Linked DNA regions of Homo sapiens: region 1 is linked to region 2. The links are chromatin contacts, found by Hi-C or POLR2A ChIA-PET in ENCODE. All regions are on one chromosome and are shown on one strand. Each heading gives the region's core, a stretch centred on a gene start or an enhancer-like site at or near the end of the contact. The rest is flanking DNA. Distances are from core to core; before and after follow the strand shown.

Region 1 (6,663 bases), core at 1,980-4,479, 350 kb after region 2:
TTACATATAAATCTTTAGCTCCCTTTCACCATAGTGTCTTGCATACAGTAAATGTCCAATAGAATGTTTTGAATAGTTTTAATATTAAATGTGAGTATAGAATGTGGTTTTTACCTGATTTACATAAATAGTTCTTGTCATCCTTCCCATGAAAGTAACATTACTCATTGCTAAAAAATTGGAAAGTATGGGCCAGGCACGGTGGCTCACGCCTGTAATCCCAGCACTTTGGGAGGCCAAGGCGGGATGGATCACAAGGTCAGGAGTTCAAGACCAGCCTGGCCAAGATGGTGAAACCCCGTCTCTACTAAAAATACAAAACTTATCCCAGCATGGTGGTGGGCGCCTGTAATCCCAGCTACTCAGGAGGCTGAGGCAGAGAATCGCTTGAACCTGGGAGGCGGAGGTTGCAGTGAGCCAAGTTCATGCCACTGCACTCCAGCCTGGGCGACAGAGCGAGACTCCGTCTGAAAAACGAAACAAAACAAAAAAAGTATGAAAAAGAAAAAAAAAGTACTCATTGTCCTACTACTCAAAGATCATTACTTAGTTGAACAATGTATAGAGTAAAAAATATAGGCCAGGCGTGGTGGGTAATCCCAGCACTTTGGGAGGCTGAGGCGGGTGGATCACCTCAGGTCAGAAGTTTGAGACCAGCCTGGCTGACATGGTGAAACCCCGTCTCTACTAAAAATTCAAAAAATGAACCGGGCATGGTGACGGGTGCCTGTAATCCCAGCTACTCAGGAGGCCGAGGCAGGAGAGTCTCCTAAACCCAGGAGGTGGAGGTTGCAGTGAGCCAAGATTGTGCCATCACACTCCATCCTGGACGACAAAAGTGAAATTCCATCTCAAAAAAAAAAAACAATGTATATATACACATATACATATACGTGTATATATATATAACGTGTATGTATATATACACATATACATATACGTGTATATATATATAACGTGTATGTATATATATACGTGTATATATATGTGTATATAAATTAGTGTTCAGAAATTAAGAGACAGTTCTACACTTGGCAGGCTATTCAAAGGAATGATGTTCTCGTTTAAAGGAAAAAAAAAGTTACATTTGTGCCAGGCCGCATGTGACTATAGACCTCTCCCAGAGGGTGCCTATTTTAGTCAAGGCCAGCCCTTATTTTTATAGAGGGTGAAGAAAGCAGTGGGTAAATAGTATCTTCTTTGGGGTTAGGTCAAGGATATATGGCTTGTCATAAATATCAGGTTGACAAGAATTCTAGATCTAATCTTGTAAATTATAAACAGAAGGAAAATCTTCTCCCCAGCCTAAAGGGCCAGTACAAGTAGGCATATATCAGATAGCTGGTCTTAATTGCTTGTTACTTCCTTACTTAATTTTTGAATTATTTGGTATTATGTGACATTTTCTAACACCTGAAAACAAACTGAAGCCACAGCTTTAATAGAGGCCCTTACTTCTGTAACATAATTAGTGCCCTGTCTCTGCTATTCATAACTTACAATAAGTATGACCTCCCAGATGATTTGTTTGTTGCCTCCTCCTGTCCAGAAACATTGCTAACAGCATTTGGCATTTGAGGAAGATACTGTTGCAGGCCAGAAAGGAGTGAAGTGACCTTTTCAGTAACTTAACCTTCAACTCTGCAGTTTGTGGAAGGCAGACCAGTGATTCATACCAAGTTTGTAATTTGCACAAGTTCCCAAGCCACAGTTGAGCCAGAATAGATAATTCCACATTAAGTATTGGTATTTAAACAGAATTATTGAAGTTAAAGGAAGAACATTTTTATTTTTAAAAGGATGACTTTAAGTTTCTTTGCCTTCACACAATTGTTTCCTAATCCTCATGTCAGCACTTTTCACTGCTTTTTAAGACAAGGCAACTGCCCAGAATAGTCTGGAAATTATCTTCTCTAGTTAATGAAGTATTCTAGACATAGGTGTAAGTGTATGTGGAGGCTCATTAATTTGATTAATTCTTAAGTTGTCTCATAATTACTAAGCTAGCAAGGAATAGCTAACTATTTTGTTTGGAATTCTCAAACACAAAATGAACCGCTTACTACAGCTTTGATTTTGTTGTTTGAGTTTTGCCTATAGTTTCCATTTTCACACTTTTTTTTTTTTTTGAGACAGATTTTCGCTCTTGTTGCCCAGGCTGGCGTGCAGTGGCGCAGTCTCGGCTCACCACAACCTCTGCCTCCCAGGTTCAAGGGATTCTACTGCCTCAGTCTCCTGAGTAGCTGGGATTACAGGCATGTGCTACCACGCCTGGCTAATTTTGATTTTTAATAGAAATGGGGTTTCACCATGTTGGCCAGGCTGGTCTTGAACTCCTGACCTCAGGTGATCCACCTGCCTTGGCCTCCCAAAGTGCTGGGATTACAGGCGTAAGCCACCTCATGCGGCCATTTTCACATGTTTTATTACAGGGTTGAACTTTTCAGTCCATCCTTTGAGCTTCATTACCTTCACTTTTGAATTAACTTCTGCTTAGAGATCTTGTTCTTGACGTAGTCTTGATCTCTGGAGAATCAAAAGACACAGATTTCATTGTGATTAATGTGGAATGGAAACTTCTTTTTTCTTCTTCTTCTTTTTTTTTTTTTTTTTTTTTTTTTTGAGATGGAGTCTCACTCACCCTGTCGCCCAGGCTGGAGTGCAATGGCGCAATCTTTGCTTACTGCAATCTCTGCCTCCCAGGTTCAGGCAATTCTGTCTCAGCCTCCCAAGTAGCTGAGACTACAGGTGCCTACCACCAAGTCCAGCTAATTTTTGTATTTTTAGTAGAGACAGGGTTTTGCCATGTTGGCCAGGCTGGTCTCGAACTCCTGACCTCAGGTGATCCACCCGCCTCGACCTCCCAAAGTGCTGGGATTATAGGCATGAGCCACCGCGACTGGCCAGAAACATCTTTCTTCTTTTTTTTTTTCCTCTTCTTTTTTCTTTTTTGAGACAGAGTCTCGCTTTGTCACCCAGGCTGGAGTGCAGTGGCTCAATCACAGCTCACTGCAACCTCTGCTTCCTGGGTTCAAGCGATTCTCCTGCCTCAGTTACCCAGCTAGGTGGTATTACAGTCATGCGCCACCATACCTGGGTCATTTTTGTATTTTTAGTAGAGATGAAGTTTCACCATGTTAGCCAGGCTGGTCTCAAACTCCTGACCTCAAGTGATCTGTTTACCTCAGCCTCCCAAAGTGCGGGATTATAGGTGTGAGCCACTGCACTGGGCCGGAAACTTCTTGCAAAGGGAGTATTTCACTTGCTTGTTAAAACAGGAAGTGCAGCATAATCTATATAATTTTACCTCCATAGAACTGAAAGGACTGTTGTTAGTCAAAAAGCACATGACATTTTTCTGTATAACTTGACAGAATATATTTGTTGAATATATTTTTTCAGTCATCCTGCTTTTCATTCATTTTGGATTTTTTTTTTTTTTTTTTTTTTTTTTTTTTGAGATGGAGTCTCAATCTGTTGCCCAGGCTGGAGTGCAGTGGTGCGATCTCAGCTCCCTGTGCAACCTCCGCCTCCTGGGTTCAAACGATTCTCCTGCCTCAGCCTTCCGAGTAGCTGGGACTACAGGCATGCGCCACCAGGCATGGCTAATTTTTTTCATTTTTAAAATAGAGACAGTGTCTTGCTCTTTCACCCAGACTGGATTGCAGTGGCACAGTGATAGCTCACTGCAGCCTCAACCTCCTGGCTCAAGCGACTCTCCGTTTGGGATAATTATTTGCAGATACAACATTTCACAGTCTTGAATCACAGGGGAGTGTTTTTTGTTTTGTTGGGGTTTTTTTTGAGGCAGGTCTTGCTGTGTCACCCAGGCTCATGTACAGTGGCACGATCACAGCTCCCGGGCTCAAGTGATCCTTCTACCCCTGTCCCCCAAGCAGCTCGGACCACAGGTGTGTGCCACCATGCCTGGCTAATTTTTTGTATTTTTAGTAGAGACGGAGGTTTTACCATGTTGCCCAGGTTGCTCTTGAACTCCTGAGCTTAAATGATACACCCGCCTCAGCCTCCCACAGTGCTGGGATTACAGGCATGAGCCACTGCACCCCGTCGGGAGCGTTCTTAAGTGCCCAAATAGTTGAGGTTTAAGAAATGTTGATATAGGCTGGATGCGGTTGCTCATGCCTGTAATCCCAGAACTTTAGGAGCCCAAGGCTGTGTTGGGGGGCAATCACTTGAGGTCAGGAGTTTGAGACCAGCCTGGCCAACATGGCGAAACCCCATGTCTGTATTACAGATAGAAAAATTAGCCAAGCATGGTGGTGGGTGCCTGTAATACCAGCTACTCGGGAGGCTGAGGCAGGAGAGTCACTTGAACCTGGGAGGCGAAGGTTGCAGTGACCTGAGATTGCGCCACTGCACTCCAGCCTAGGCCACAGAGTGAGACTCCATCTCAAAAAAGAAAGAAAGAAAAAAAAAAGAAATGTTGATATAAATGTGATCTGTTCCATTGGATAGGAAATTGAGTTTCTACTCTGATCTCATTTTTTTTCTAGTTACAGTGCTTCATGCTGTGATGTCTTTAGACAAATGAGGCTGGCTCTGAGAACACTAAAGTCTTTGAAAAGCCTCAGCATCTGAAAAGATGCCTGTCGTACTGCAATAAATATTGCTTAGCCCCCTTTCTCATTAGATGGCCCCTTACTGCAGAAAGTCTGTAAAAGCAGATACCCTTATTCCTTAGAGTGCAGAGGGTCTCCTGATACTTCTGTTATTCAATTATTGTGATCCTGCCAGATTCTTATTCAGTTTCTCCTCTAGAGTTTCAACTCACTATCAAGTACCCATCCTAGTAGGCAGGAGATGTGTTTCACTGATGGAAAGACAATCCATGTAGAGCCAGTATGCTTCTTTGGAATGCGAGGCTTGATGTAAGATGCCTTGAGATCATCAAAGATGCAAGGAATAAAGCTATTACCTTTGGATACTACTTAATATTTGAAATTCTTCCAGAGTGTACATTAAATACATTTTTGGACAAAATCAAATTGTTTTTCTTCATTGATGCTTATATTAAAATTGAAGTTTAGTATTTATTCTCTAGGCATCGCGTTCTTCTAGAAAACGTTTGCTTTGTAGGTAACTGCATGTCAGTCTGAAGATGAGTGCAGTAGGAGGGGTTTAAAATAATTGCAACATCATGTTGATGGCTGTTAATGGAGGACAGGACTGGAGACGCTCTTGCTGATTTTGACTAGTTCAGAAGTCTTTCTTATAGTAAGCCTTTTGCAATTACACAGTTAGGTGACTGTGTAATTGGGAAGATAGGATTTTTAAGATAGCTATCATTTGGTTATAACTACCTTTTTTTATTTTTTATTTTTTGAGACAGGGTCTCGCTCTGTCGCTCAGGCTGAAGTGCAAGTAGTGTGATCACAGCTCATTGCAGCATTGACCTCCTGGACTCAAGCAGTCCTCCCACCCTCAGCCTCCTGTTTAGCTGGAACTACAGGTGTGTGCCACCATCCCTGGCTGATTTTTAAATTTTTTTGTAGAGACGGGTTTTGCTATGTTGCCTAGGCTGGTCTCGAATTCCTTGGCTCAAACAATCCTCCTACCTCAGCCTCCCAATATGCTGGGATTACAGGTATGAGCTACCACGCCTGGTCATAACTACCATTTTACATGGTTATACCATTTTGGCAAAGACAAAAACATGTTAATTAGAAAAATGAAAATTGCTTAAGAATTTTCTTCTTGGCTGGGCTCAGTGGCCCATTCCTGTAATTCTAGCATTTTGGGAGGCCGAAGCAGGAGGATCACTTCAGCCTAGGAGTTCAAGACCACCCTGGGCAACATGGCGAGGACCCATCCCTACAAAAAATAAATAGCTGGGTATGGTGGCACATGCCTGTAGTCCCAGATATTCAGGAGGCTGAAATGGGAGAATCTCTTGAGCTCAGGAGTTTGAGGCCGCAGTGAGCTATTACTACACCACTGCATTCCAGTCTGGGTGACAGAGTGAGACCCCATTTCTTTTTTTTTTTTTTTTTTTTCCCCTGAGGCTGAGTCTTGCTCTGTCGCCCAGGCTGGGGTGCAGTGATGCAATCTTGGCTCATTGCAACCTCCACCTCCCAGGTTCAAGTGATTCTCCTGCCTCAGCATCCCAAGAAGCTGGGATTACAGGCACGCACCACCACACCCAGCTAATTTTTGTATTTTTAGTAGAGACGGGGTTTCACCATGTTGGACAGGCTGGTCTTGAAATCCTGACCTCAAGTGATCTGCCCACCTCGGCCTCCCAAAGTGCTGGGATTACAGGCGTGAACCACCACGCTGGGCCCGAGACCCCATTTCTTAAAAAAAAAAAAAAATTTTTTTCTTCTTATAAACACTTAATGATGGCAGACACCCAGAATTACTCTTTTTGCTTCCCTTTTTAACTCTTAACTGTAGAAACCAGGCATGGTGATTTGTGCTTGTAATCCCAGCACTTTGGGAGACTGAGGCAGGAGGATCACTTGACCCCAGGAGTTTGAGACCAGCCTGGGCAACATAATGAGACCGCATCTCTACAAAAAAAATTTTTAAAAAAATGAGTTGTGTGTGTTGGTGCATTCCTGTAGTCATAGCTACTCTGGAGGCTGAAGTGGGAGGATCCCTTGAGCCCAGGAGTTCAAAGTTGCAGTGAGCTGTGTTTGCACC
Region 2 (4,225 bases), core at 766-3,265:
TGGTCTTTAAGACAAATTTCAGGGGATGGGAAAGAAGTGTTTAGTCTTTGAGTACCTTCAGATATCTTTTTTTTCTCTTGAAATAACTTTTTTGTGTGATTTTGAATGCAATGTCAGCTCACAACAGAAAATGGGGAAAAAATGCAGAAAAGTATAAAGGAGAAAATGACATCACCCAGAAGGTCATATTCCACTGTGAACATTCCAGTCCCTCCTCTAAGTCTTTCTAGACATGTCTGTTAGGTTTGGGTTTTAGTTTTTTAAATTATTGGAATCATTCTCTTTCGAATTTATCTTCTAAAATGTATCATCTCAACAGTGTGAGCATGAGTACATGGAGTTTCTTCAAAATATACATGCCCAATCTGCTACCCGCCACCACCACTTACTCCTGACCTTAGAACTCAGGGCAACCATACACAGCTGTGCAGACTGCGCACTGCACAATTCTACAGGGAAGTATTCACATTTGTAGTGAGTGTAGCTTTTTATACTTAAAACATACATTGGCTTAAAAAATGACAGATTTTTCTTATTTGCACAAAGTTAGGCTTGTGGCAGGACTAGAGCAGGTAAATCAGAACCTCCACGGCTGTGGGTTACAGCAGGTTTAACTTGTAAAAGTTCCCTCAGGTGATCCTGATCTGTCTCTCCCGCCTCCAACTGTGAAGGGCTAATTTACAACATGAGCCTTTCCCATTTGAGTGAAAAATGAAAATATCTGCATCAAATGTTCCAGGTTCTGAAGACACTATTTTAAATATAATGAACTGGCCGGCATGGTGGCTCACACCTGTAATCCCAGCACTTTGGGAGGCGTAGGCTGGAGGACCACTTGAACCCAGGACTTCGAGACCTGCCTGGGCAACATGGCAAAACCCTGTCTGTCCAAAAAACTACAAAAATTAGCCAGGCATGGTGGCATGCACCTGCAATCCCAGCTACTTGGGAGGCTGAGGCACGAGAATCGCTTGAACCTGGGAGGCGGAGGTTACAGTGAGTCGAGATTGTACCACTACACTCCAGCCTGGGTGACACAGCCAGACCCTGTCTCAAAGAAAAATAAATAAATAACGAACACCTTCCCACATCAGATGTTAGGGTCGCTTCCAGTCATTTGGTTATTATAAATAACACTGTCAAGAACATCTTCTCAGAAAAGATCTTTGCCTCCATCCACCCCATCTCTGATGATTTCTAGACTAGATTTCTTGAAGTGGAATCCCAGGAGCCAATGGCAGTGTCATAATGGTTCTTTCTCCCCAGCTCGGAGTCCCTGAGTGTGTGTTTCCTACCCTAGGGCGAGTGAACGTGAAAAATGAAGAAATTGATGAAATGATCAAGGAGGCTCCGGGTCCAATTAACTTTACTGTGTTCCTCACAATGTTTGGGGAGAAACTTAAGGGTAAGGTCGTGTGTGTGTGTGTGTGTCTGTGTGTATGTGTCTATGTTTCTTCGGGGGGGCTGGCAGAAGATGGTTAACTTTAAAAGAGATAAAGCACCATTGGAAAAAAATAATGAAAACAGCAACTTGGCTGGGCGCAGTGGCTGATGCCTGTAATCCCCAGCACTTTCAGAGGCCGAGGCGGGCAGATCACTTGAGGTCAGGAGTTCAAGACCAACCTGGCCAACATGGTGAAACCCCATCTGTACTAAAAACACACAAAAAAATTAGCCAGGCATGGTGGTGTGCACCTGTAGTCCCAGGTACTCAGGAGGCTGAGGCGGGAGAATCCCTTGAACCGGGATGTCAGAGGTTGCAGTGAGCTGACATTGTGCCACTGCACTCCGGCCTTGGTAACAAGGTGAGACTCTGTCTCAAAACAAAACAAAACAAAACAAAAACACAGCAACTAACATTGCTCCAAGACTTAACCTAAGTCAGACCTCATGCTAACCACTTTATATGCATTACCCCACTTAATAGCAACTAGGAGGTATGCTCTATTCTTATCACCAGTTTACAGATGGGGAACTGAGACTAAGAGACAGAAAGTCCCTTGTCTGAGGCCACATGGCTAGCAAGTGCCAGGGTTAAGATTTGAATCCCAGGCTTTCAAATCTAGATGATGTTTGACCTTGGGTTCTCAGCCCTCTCTTCGAAATACAGAGGCTCAGTGATCAGACGAAAGCAGGGTCTTTTTCCTCCATGCAAAGCAGCCTTGCTCTGGCCCCTTCATCTCTGGGGGAACTTGGGCCCTGCTGCCTGGGGTGCCAGTGGTTCCCAGCCACCCCCAGTACATGTAAGCCCTGTGTTCCGTTTCAGGAGCGGACCCTGAGGAAACCATTCTCAACGCATTCAAAGTGTTTGACCCTGAAGGCAAAGGGGTGCTGAAGGCTGATTAGTGAGTGGGGTCTGTGGGGGAGGAAGGGGGTTCCCTGCTTGCCCCCTGTCCCCCCTACACACACACAACTGACACCAACACCTGCTTTCCTTTCTCTGCAGCGTTCGGGAAATGCTGACCACGCAGGCGGAGAGGTTTTCCAAGGAGGAGGTAATGGGGTCCTTCAAGCACTCCCTCTAACCCAGCTCCTGGGTTCTCCTTCTGGGGGGCTCCGTCTCCCCTCTCGTCTAAAGCACCCCTGACCCCACACTGACAGAGAACCAGCTATCGTCTTCTGAGGCCTGGCCTCATTTCATTCTCTGCCACCCTATGAGGTAGGGACTGGCATAACTGCCATTTTACAGATAGGCAAACTGAGACCCAGGGAAGTAAAGTCACTCATCTAAAATAACAATAATCACACCTGTAATCCCAGCACTTTGGGAGGCCAAGGCAGGAGGATCACTTGAGACCAGGAGTTTGAGACCAGCCTAGCCAACATGAGGAAACCCTGTCTCTACTAAAAATACAAAAATTAGCTGGGCATGGTGGTGGACGCCTGTATTCCCAGCCACTCAGGAGGCTGACGCATGGCACGAGAATCGCTTGAACCCGGGAGGCAGAGGTTGCAATGAGCCAAGATCATGCCACTGCACTCCAGTCTGGGCAACAGAGCAAGACTCTGTCTCAAAAATAAAATAAAATAACAACACTAATAGTAAATGCCAGGACCTAGATTCAAACCTAGGTCTGCGTGACTGCAGGTTCTGCCTTGCTCACGATGCATAGAGACCTGCTTAGAGCATGACATTATTATGGCGTGAAGGGCCGCCACATACTGTCATGTGAGTTGTGCACTGAACAATTCTTCTAAATGTCAGTTTCATAAAAGTCATCAGACTGTGTATTTGTTGCAACAGCTTTCCAGAACTGGCAGTAAAGTGTCTGGTAATAATTTTTTTTTTTTTCAACTCAGGTGGTGCGGTAGTGAGTTTGGTAGAAGGGGCACTTTTGCTAATTTGCCAAAGCTTCTGTATGAGCAAGCAATGGTGCCGTCAACCTTATTAGTGAACCTTAATGAGTCGATTTTAAATGCTCCCCTCATAGCCTCACAGGCCTGTTTCCATCAAGTTCCACATTTTACTAAAAATTGTATGTAGATTTTCCCTCCCCCAAAATTCAAGCAGCTAAAAGGGCTGCCTTCACTTTCCACCTGCTGTGTGCTTTGAACAAGCTCCTTAACCTCACTGCACCTCAATTTCCTCATCTGTAAAGTGGGAATAATAATAGAAGCTACCTCATAGGAGATTGCGAGGATTCGACATGTTAATGTGGGGAAAGTGTGAACTTGTGGCAAGGGCAATATAAGTGCTAGCTATGAATAGCCAGTATGTTTTAAAAAAATAATAATAATAACTAGCCAATGCTTTTTAAATGGGGAAATTTTGTGTAAAAACAAAAATCTAGATTTCTGACACCCTGGACCCTGTGGTCACTTCATGTCACCTTTTTAGATGGCCACGTGTCTCCATTTAGCCATAGGACCTATCCTGCTCCCTTGCATAACCTGCCTGGCCCCTCGGAACCCTTGAGTTTGTGATCCCAGTGGAAGGCTGGGTTTCCAGGGACATCTCTGCATGATGTTTACTTGGGAGGGCCCTTGGGGTCAGGGAAGGAAGAACAGGGAAGGGCAAGAAAGGAAGAACAGGGAAGGGCAAGGAAGGAAAAGTGCATGAAGGAAGAAGTTGAGCCAAGATTTAGGCCCAAAGATCGGCACTGCTGACTACCCAGGGAGGGAGCTTATTCTACAGCTCTCCTGAGAGGTACCAAGTTGGGCGAGATGGCCGTGCCTTTATACCCCCACACCAATCCCATCCGCTGGCTGTGGGCTGCCCCAGAAA

The links. A loop is a pair of places that touch in the nucleus more often than their neighbours do. ChIA-PET counts read pairs that join two places held with the same protein, here RNA polymerase II (POLR2A). Pooled maps may share reads with other maps.
Region 1: a pooled map shows a loop between it and region 2 (3-fold over the local background). The contact joins two enhancer-like sites. A Hi-C loop is called at or near these places in 1 of 37 single-sample maps with no recorded cell type and 2 of 50 pooled maps. POLR2A ChIA-PET finds 5 or more read pairs at or near these places in 2 of 52 experiments (AG04450 and PC-9).

What each region holds. Positions count from the first base shown.
Region 1 is chr12:110,559,082-110,565,744 of GRCh38, reverse strand. All of the region lies in intron 1 of PPTC7 (protein phosphatase targeting COQ7), which reads left to right. Among named protein-coding and RNA genes, the nearest start is that of PPTC7, 21 kb to the left of the region's middle. Within about 2 kb of position 3,229, at least 9 of the 41 ENCODE cell types and tissues checked have a DNase peak (open chromatin) inside an H3K27ac peak, as active enhancers do.
Region 2 is chr12:110,911,366-110,915,590 of GRCh38, reverse strand. MYL2 (myosin light chain 2) reads left to right here. Exons shown (of 7, transcript NM_000432.4): 4 at 1,301-1,405; 5 at 2,267-2,345; 6 at 2,447-2,495. Among named protein-coding and RNA genes, the nearest start is that of MYL2, 7.1 kb to the left of the region's middle. Within about 2 kb of position 2,015, at least 3 of the 41 ENCODE cell types and tissues checked have a DNase peak (open chromatin) inside an H3K27ac peak, as active enhancers do.